3 separate regions of the Homo sapiens genome follow, and all the other regions are linked to region 2. A link is a contact called in ENCODE Hi-C or POLR2A ChIA-PET data. All regions are on one chromosome and are shown on one strand. The core of a region is the stretch at or near the end of the contact, and the rest is flanking DNA. Distances in the headings are between cores, read along the strand shown. Region 1 holds the start of SPINDOC (spindlin interactor and repressor of chromatin binding). Region 2 holds the start of WDR74 (WD repeat domain 74). Region 3 holds the start of PLAAT2 (phospholipase A and acyltransferase 2).

Region 1 (2,884 bases), core at 36-2,535, 970 kb before region 2:
CCCTTCCAGTTCCAAAAAGGATGACAGGCAGTGCAGGCAGACATCATTCTGTTCGGCTGAAGTTCAATGAATGGCATTGCTGCTCTCAACCTCTTTTGGGTACTATCCCGCCTAAGAAAAGCGGGGTGGGAGAATGGAAATATATTTGCATTTTCATGCATATTAAGTCTCCCACAAAGATGGCTCTTTGTTTTCTTACGGTTTGCAAGCTCCTGAGGACTAGAAATCGGTGAAGGGGGAGGGGAGAGCGAGTGTTCTGAGATTGTTCCTCCCATCCCCTCCCAAAGCTAATCTCGTTCTAGCACTGCACTGCTTTTCCAAACTAGCTGTTGTATGCAGTCCCATTCATCCCTTCTCTCCAGAACTTGACACCTGTGGCTCCTGCAAGTGGAAGGCCCGGGAATGGGAATGAAGCGGGGTGGTGGGCAGGGAAGCGTTATGCTCGGAGAGCCCTTAAAATTCTCCTGGAGGTCGGCAGCGGCGCCCGCCTGTAGCCTCCGGCCTAGAGGCTTCGCCGCCCCTCGGACTAGAACACAGCCCGGCCGTTGTGCTTGCCTCCCCTTCCCAGGCTGTGAGACGGCGGCCGCAACCACCCAGCGCCTCTGGGGATCCGGCCTCTGGTGCTGGGCCCGGGAGAGGGGGCGCTTGGGCACCGGAAGATCCGGAGCGTGCGGGGCGTGGATCGAAGTCTCCAGACCCTGGGCGGGGGAAAGGGGAAGGGAGGGGGAAATCGAGGAGGCCTGAGCTTCTAAACCATGGTGGGGGAGGTGCAAGAGCGCGCCCTGGACCCAGATCCGAGAGGGAAACCTGGGCCCCAAGGCTGAAGGGGGTGAGAAGGTGCCCGGGTCCCGGACCCCGACTGGGGAGGGACGGCCCCAGCCCCGGCCCCGCACCGTGACGCGGAAGTGGAATCCCCTCCATCCTCACCTCTGAGCATCGGCTCGGGCCGCGGAATTACGGCCACCACCATGGCCTCCTCCTCGTCCTCCCCTTCCTCGCATTTCAGCGTCACCTCGAAGCAGTCGAGTGCGGCGCCCTCGGCCTTTAGGGCCATGGTGCGGCCGTGGGCGATAGCAGTGGCCGGAGGACTGGCGCGCAGGCTTCGGCGCGCAGCCGGCAACCGCCTCCCGCCTCCTGGCCGGAATAGCGCCGGGCCCGCCGCCCGCCCCGCGCAGCCCCCTCCCCGCCGCCCGCCCGCCGCTCGCCGGCCGGGCCTGCGACCGGCGCGTCCGGGCCTCCCCGAGACCTCGGCGCGTCGGGAGCCCGGGCGGGGAGGGCTCAATCCGGGGCCCCTGCCCCCCGCCGCTCCCTTTTATGGAGGCTCATTGTCGGCGCCCGCCCGGCCGGCCAGCCGCGGACCCGCCCCCGATGCCGCGCGGCCAATCGCGCGTGGCCCCGCCCCGGGCACGCGGCCCCGTTAGAAACCCTGGACCCGGGAGGCGGCGGGAAGGGCCGAGGGGACCCGGGGCCACCCGGTGCGCAGAGGCAGAGGGGCCCCCAAAACCCGCAACGCGGGCCCCTCAGTCTGCGGGCCAAGCCCGGGGTTTCCCTCCATTAAGAAGTCAGTTGGGCGTTTCTGCTGGCGTGGAGAGCGCTACCAGGTGCCCCCGGATTTTGATCGGGAGTCGCTTTTGCCTTTCCGTGGACAAGCCTTCCTCCGCCAGCAGATGCCCCGGGCAGGAAGAGAAGCGGTGGGTGAGTGGAAAGGGCCTTGGTATGGAAACGCAGAGACCGAATTCCTTCTCATCTGCCAGCTCCGTGGCCGTGGGCACATTATCTGTTTTCTTAGTCCGGCTCATCGTTTCTTTCAAAAACCATTTTGGACCCTTCTGGGAAGGCAAAGAAGAGAAGCAGAGTGGACTGTGAGCGGACATAAACCACCCTGATGGGTATGATTTCCATTTTTGGCACGGGAGTCCGGAGATTTTGTGACCCTCTCCAAGGACACACAGCAATCCCTTGAGAGCCCCAAGACCAGAGTCCAGTTGCCATGACATTGCTGCCCTATAACCACACTCTGGGTGAGCTTTTACTTCTGTGACATGGAATGTGCATCTCCCTCTTCTATAGCAACCCTCATGAGATTTCAGCTCAGAAAATGCAAAATGTCTGACACTGAAAATCCATCTTCGAATGTCGTTATATCAGACCAGACACAGTAGTATTCAGAATCGCGTAGTAGGATGGGGGTGTGAGAAGAGGTGTGAACTAGTCTATATGGATTGCAGTCAATTTTTTAATTTTTTTTTTTTTGAGACAGAGTCTCGCTCTGTCACCAGGCTGGAGTGCAGTGGCGCTATCTCGGCTCACCACAACCTCCGCCTCCCAGGTTCAAGCTATTCTCCCGCCTCAGCCTCCTGGGTAGCTGGGACTACAGGCACGTGCCACCATGCCCGGCTAATTTTTGTATTTTTAGTAGAGACGGGGTTTCAGCATGTTGGCCAGGATGGTCTTGATCTCTTGACCTCATCATCCGTCTGCCTCGGCCTCCCAAAGTGGGATTACAGGCGTGAGCCACCGCGCCTGGCCTTGCAGTCTATTTTTAAGGGAATTATTTTGTTATGTGCAAGTGTATCTGATATTTTAAAGGTTTTACAACAAAGGTATTACCAAGCCTGTTTAACTATTTCTGCTGAATGGTCATTCTCTACCATTTGCTACAGATCCCTTCCGTGCCCCTCTGCTCTGCTCTGTATTGCAGTGGGCTGAGTCTTGCGGGGGGCAGTTTCTCAGGCTCCCAGAGCATCTGGCTTCAGGCCTCGGTTTAGCCAATGGGAGGCAGTGGCAGGAGAAGAGAAGGCAGGAGGAAAGAAAGAGCCATGGTATTTCTTCTCTTTCTCTCTCTTGCTCAGGCTCAGGTGACATCTCCAGCAGCAGATGAGGC
Region 2 (2,700 bases), core at 132-2,631:
GCTCGTGATCCGCCCGCCTCGGCCTCCCAAAGTGGTGGGATTACAGGCGTGAGCCACCGCGCCCGGCCTGGTTTCGCGTTTGATGTGTTAAACCTAGGTCGCGCTCGGGGTTTCAAGCGTGAAATCCTAGCACTTCGGGAGGTTGGGGCGGGCGGATTGGGTAATTCCAGCCTGACTAACATGGTGTGAAAAATCCCGTCTTCACTAAAAAACCAAAAGAAAAGTGAATCAGGCCTGGTGGCGGGCGCTCTAGCCTGAGAGACAGAGCAAGATTCCATCTCAAAAAATAAATAAATCTTCGCGTTAGATAAAGGGTTTACTTGTAAACTGGTAATTTGTTGCTTTTCTGTGTTAATCTCTAGGTAAAGTAGCGACTTCCCTCTCCTATTTACGCATGCGCTATTACTGTATTTCTACTGAGCGATGACTTTCTCTGCGTTTCTCATGTAGCATAGCACAGAGTACTTTTAGTTGTTTTTGTTTTTTTTTTTTGAGACGGAGTCTCTGACGCCCAGGCTGGAGTGCAGTGGCGCAATCTCGGCTCACTGCAAGCTCCTCCTCCCGGGTTCACGCCATTCTCCTGCCTCAGCCTCCGGAGTAGCTGGGACTACAGGCGCCCGCCACCACGCCCGGCTAGTTTTGTTTTTGTATGTTTAGTAGAGACGGGGATTCACCGTGTTAGCCAAGATGGTCTCGATCTCCTGACCTCATGATCCGCCCGCCTCGGCCTCCCAAAGTGCTGGGATTACAGGCGTGAGCCACCGCGCCTCGCTGTCCGCCTCTTGAAGAGTAAACGAGGCCGGGCGCGGTGGTTTAGTAATACCAGCTGTAATCCCAGCTACTTGGGAGGCTGAGGCAGAAGAATCGCTTGAACCCGGGAGGCGGAGGTTGAGGTGAGAGGAGATCGCGCCATTGCACTCCAGCCTGGGCAACAAGGGCGAAGTTCTCTCAAAAGAAAAAAAAAATCGTCGGTTTCCTTTTCCCATCTTTCTTTCGTGACTTATATTCCAGAACGAAGCCCCACACATCATTAATGATTTGAATCGTTTCTAAAGTGTTTCTTAAATCGTTTCTTAAATCGTTTGTTGTTTCTTGTCTAACAGTCCAGAACACATATTACATAATGGAGCCGGGAGACAGACTAGGGCTGGCTTGATCCGGCCACGCAGTCCAGGAAAGGTGCTTTTCACCCCCAAGTGCAAAATGATCAATGTATTCTTCCGATCTACATAAACAAGCACCTCCTGGTTTCATTTTCGTAAAGCAAAACAAGCATGGAAGCTTTACTGTTTCGGCTCTTCAAACTTCCAGCAACTACACTGCGCTGCATCGGACTCGACGCCCGCTGGTGACGCACACGCTGCGCCGGAAGTGTGAACTGTCTGCCTCCAGGCTTTGTCATGGCGGCTGCTGCTGCACGCTGGAACCATGTGTGGGTCGGCACCGAGACTGGGATCTTGAAAGGTGGGTGGCAGGCTCGGGCGTCGGGAAGTGCAGGGGTGCACTCGCGCCCCTGGCGTGACTGACGCCTTCGTCTCTCAGGGGTAAATCTTCAGCGAAAACAGGCGGCGAACTTCACGGCCGGAGGACAGCCGCGGCGCGAGGAGGCAGTGAGCGCCCTGTGTTGGGGCACCGGCGGCGAGACCCAGGTGAGTGGCCCCTGGTCGGGCCGGAGCTGGGGGCCTGGGGCGCAGCAGCCTCGCTCTCCTCGCCATCTTGCCCTTCTTTGCCGCAGATGCTGGTGGGCTGCGCGGACAGGACGGTGAAGCACTTCAGCACCGAGGATGGCATATTCCAGGGTCAGAGACACTGCCCGGGCGGGGAGGGCATGTTCCGTGGCCTCGCCCAGGCCGACGGGTAAGACCAATCCCCTCGCTAAACTCAGGGCCGAAGGGAGAGCGTTGATGCTCCCTGAGGATACTGGAATGATGGCGACAGGCAAACTCTTAGTGACACGGCTTTGAATGGGTGACAGGGACCTGGGTTTCTGCCTTATGTAGTTCATACCTGTAACACACATTTATTGAACACCTACTGAATTCCAGGCACTGGGAGAAGTACAGGGGCTGCCGGTAAAATTTCTGCCTTCAAAAAGTTCTCATCCTCTAAGGTTTTTCACCTGACTCCATTATAATCCTCTAAGTAACCATGGGCAAGTCATTTAATAGTTTTGTGTGTGTGTGTGTTTGTTTTTTGTTTTTTTTTTTTTTGGAGACGGAGTTTTCGCTCTTGTTGCCCAGGCTGGAGTGCAGTGGCGCGATCTCGGCTCACTGCAACCTCCGCCTCCCGGGTTCAAGCGATACTCCTGCCTCAGCCTCCCAAGTACCTGGGATTACAGGCGTCTGCCACCACGCGCGGCTATTTTTGTATCTTTAGTAGAGACGGGGTTTCACCGTATTGGCTAGGCTGGTCTCGAACTCCTGACCTCAGGTGATCCACCTGCCTCGGACTCCCAAAGTGCTGGGATTACAGGCGTGAGCCACTGTGCCTGCTTGTCATTTAATAGTTTTAAGCAAGGCTGGGTGTGGTGGCTCATGCCTGTCATCCCAGCACTTTGGAAGGCCGAGATAGGTGGATCACTTGAGGTCAGGAGTTCAAGACCAGCCTGGCCAGCACGGTAAAACCCCTTCTCTACTAAAAAAATACAAAAATTATCCGGGTGTGGTGGCTCATGCCTGTAATCCCAGCTACTTGGGAGGC
Region 3 (2,700 bases), core at 2-2,501, 720 kb before region 2:
TGGAGTGGAGGTGCTGAGAGAGGCCGTCTCCATGGGAGCAAGACCACATGACCACGTGAGCTGAGGGAGTAGCTGGTCATGCAGAACTGCTGTGGCTCCCAAAGAGTTTTCCAGTTCTGGCTCCAGTCCATCTGCATCCCCACACTAAAGCTCTTTGTTTGTTTGTTTGTTTATAGCCTGAAGAGGGTAAGTTATTGGTCCTCGCCCCCATGCCCCACAGTGAGGATGCTCAGCTCCCCCCAGCCCCACCCACCCCTTCCTGTCCAGTTTGCTCAGGACCGGACAACTATATGTAGATGACAGAAGAGATACTTATTTGGAGCTTGGGTGAGATAAGCATGCAGGTGCCTCAAAGAAGCAACCTCTACACACCCAGTACTGGGTTTTGGTTTCCATTTGGTGTGGAATGAGTGTTTCTGAACTGTGGGTGAGAGGCAGAAAGGGGAGTGGTTTCTATACTGCTGTCCAAGCAGGCTCACTCTGTTTCCAGGGTAGAGGAATGTGCCTCCAATAATACGATTTTTCTAGGGCCATGGGGTTTGAGGTTGGTGGAAATGTTTGCCTGTCCCGGCAACCATCATTCCCAATTTGGAGGCATGAATCTCAGTCTCTCTGGGGCTCCTCTCTCCTTTTTGAAATTTTCCCCCATGGTCTCTGTCTCTATATCCTCCCTTGCCCCCACAACCACTGGATCTTGCTTGTTCCACCTGAAACTTGGTGATTGTCAGCTGTGCCCCTGACCACACTGCCACTAAGTCCTTCTCAATCTATATCCTGAGCTCTGATTCCTCTTCTGTCTGGCTGATTTTCATGCCGCCTTGCCTACTTGATATGTGCTCTGCCCCTGTTTGAAGACAGGGAAAATTTTACATGAACCTTGATCTATGTTCTGTTTTTTTTTTTTTTTTTTTTTTGACTGAGTCTCGCCCTGCCGCCCAGGCTAGAGTGCAGTGGCACGACCTCTGCTCGCTGCAAGGTCTGCCTACTGGGTTGACGCCATTTCCTGCCTCGGCCTCTGGAGTAGCTGGGACTACAGGTGCCCACCACCATGCCCAGCTAATTTTTTCTATTTTTTAGGAGAGACGGGGTTTCACCGTGTTAGTCAGGATGGTCTCGATCTCCTGACCTTGTGATCCTCCCGCCTCAGCCTCTCAAAGTGCTGGGATTACAGGTGTGAGCCACCGCACCCAGCCTATGTTCTGAAATAGTTGTATATGGGCTGGGTCACAGGGAAAGTGAAACTCAGAGCTAATTTAAGGCTGGACACAGAGTCAGCAACACACAAGACATCATCTTGAAGGAAGGATGGCTTTGGTAAGTCCCCAGAAACGGTTTTAAAGCTTTGATTTGAGGAACAACCACCCTATTAGTGATGATTATGTGTATTCTTGTTGGTCTACAGCTCTGGCATGGAGGGCACATGGGCACATGCTGAGTTCTGGGGGTCTGGCTCTCTCAGACACTGTGGGAAGGAACCACGGTGCTGGGTTATGACCCTGGAGGCTCCCCAGCCTCAGCTGCCGCATGGGGTCTGGTTCTACTGTGGCCAAAGTTTGCGTTTATGCTTTTCCAAGCCCTCCTCTGGCCAAACTACCAGTGGCTCTGCTAAGCCTCCTGAAGGCAGGAATGGTGGGCTCAGGGAGAGCAGCCCTTGGTTTACCCCACAGGCCGCCTCCTCTGTCACATCATCCTCAGTGGGAGGGATTAGCTGGGGAGGGAGGGTCCAGGGAAAGGGCTCCAGCTGTGTGGGTGGCAATGGGGGCTGTCAGAAAGGGCTCTGTCTCCCTCGCCTCCAGGCAGGGCCAGTCCCTCTACTTTCCCTCCTTCCCTCCAATTCCTTCTTAGTTTCCTTCTTCCTTTAGACCCAATAGCAGCCACATTTCCCAAGTGCTCAGGGGTCCAGACACCATGCTAAACACTTCTTTTATTTAATCCACACCAGGTAGTTAATAAGCAATCCTATGAAGTAGGCATAATTACTGCCAACTTCATGGATAGGAGGAATGATATACTGGTAAGTATAGAGAGGGGGCTGCCCAAAAGTCAGAGAGGGAATTCGAACTTAGGAGGCTCTGACTCTAAAGCTTCGACTTAAAAAAGAAAGAATGTATTTAATTCCAGGAGAAATACGTGAACACATTCACTTTGTCTGAAAAACCGAAACTCTAGCCTGGGCAACATAGTGAGATCCCATCCCTACAAAAAATATTAAAATTAGCCAAGGATAATGGTATGTGCTTATAGTCCTAGCTTCTTGGGAGGCTGAGGTGGGAGGATCACTTGAGCTGGGGAGGCTGAGGCTTCCTGCAGTGAGCTGTGATAGTGCCACTGCACTCCAGCCTGGGTGACAAAATGAGATCATGTCTCAAAAAAAGCCAAAAGCCAAAAACCAAAACTATTAGCATAAAAACTAATGTCCCCTTTGACCATCCTTCCCATCTGTACAGCCTTTCCCCTCTGTACAACCTGGTGCGTATTCTTCCAAATATTTTTCTGTTTTTGCATACATATATGGCTACCTTACAAGTATTGGTTTGTAGCTTTGGGGTTTGTTGTAGTTTTAAATTGCATTCCGTGAGGACAATTCAGTTAGGAAATGCTTGAATCTTTTCCTTTATTTACCAGCTTTTGGAATAATAGGGTGATTCTTTTCCATCCTCCAAAGATGCCTAGTGTTTTTAAAAAATATCCTTATGAACA

The links. Hi-C counts contacts between places; a loop is a spot of excess contacts on that map. ChIA-PET counts read pairs that join two places held with the same protein, here RNA polymerase II (POLR2A). Pooled maps may share reads with other maps.
Region 1: a loop to region 2 is called in a pooled map, with 4 times the contacts of the local background. The contact joins the promoter of SPINDOC here to the promoter of WDR74 in region 2. A Hi-C loop is called at or near these places in 1 of 50 pooled maps.
Region 3: a loop to region 2 is called in a map with no recorded cell type, with 7 times the contacts of the local background. The contact joins the promoter of PLAAT2 here to the promoter of WDR74 in region 2. A Hi-C loop is called at or near these places in 2 of 37 single-sample maps with no recorded cell type and 8 of 50 pooled maps. POLR2A ChIA-PET finds 5 or more read pairs at or near these places in 3 of 52 experiments (Panc1, activated naive CD4-positive, alpha-beta T cell and naive thymus-derived CD8-positive, alpha-beta T cell).

What each region holds. Positions count from the first base shown.
Region 1 is chr11:63,811,857-63,814,740 of GRCh38, reverse strand. SPINDOC (spindlin interactor and repressor of chromatin binding) reads right to left here and starts at 1,285. Exons shown (of 6, transcript NM_138471.3): 1 at 928-1,285. The coding sequence starts at 1,054. RefSeq lists a silencer at 1,180-1,649.
Region 2 is chr11:62,838,271-62,840,970 of GRCh38, reverse strand. WDR74 (WD repeat domain 74) reads left to right here and starts at 1,381. Exons shown (of 11, transcript NM_001369450.1): 1 at 1,381-1,464; 2 at 1,543-1,649; 3 at 1,736-1,857. The coding sequence starts at 1,401. RefSeq lists a silencer at 8-57 and enhancers at 188-357, 988-1,127, 1,198-1,537, 1,598-1,717, 1,828-1,957.
Region 3 is chr11:63,561,930-63,564,629 of GRCh38, reverse strand. PLAAT2 (phospholipase A and acyltransferase 2) reads left to right here and starts at 1,251. Exons shown (of 4, transcript NM_017878.2): 1 at 1,251-1,314. The coding sequence starts at 1,306. RefSeq lists a silencer at 215-294.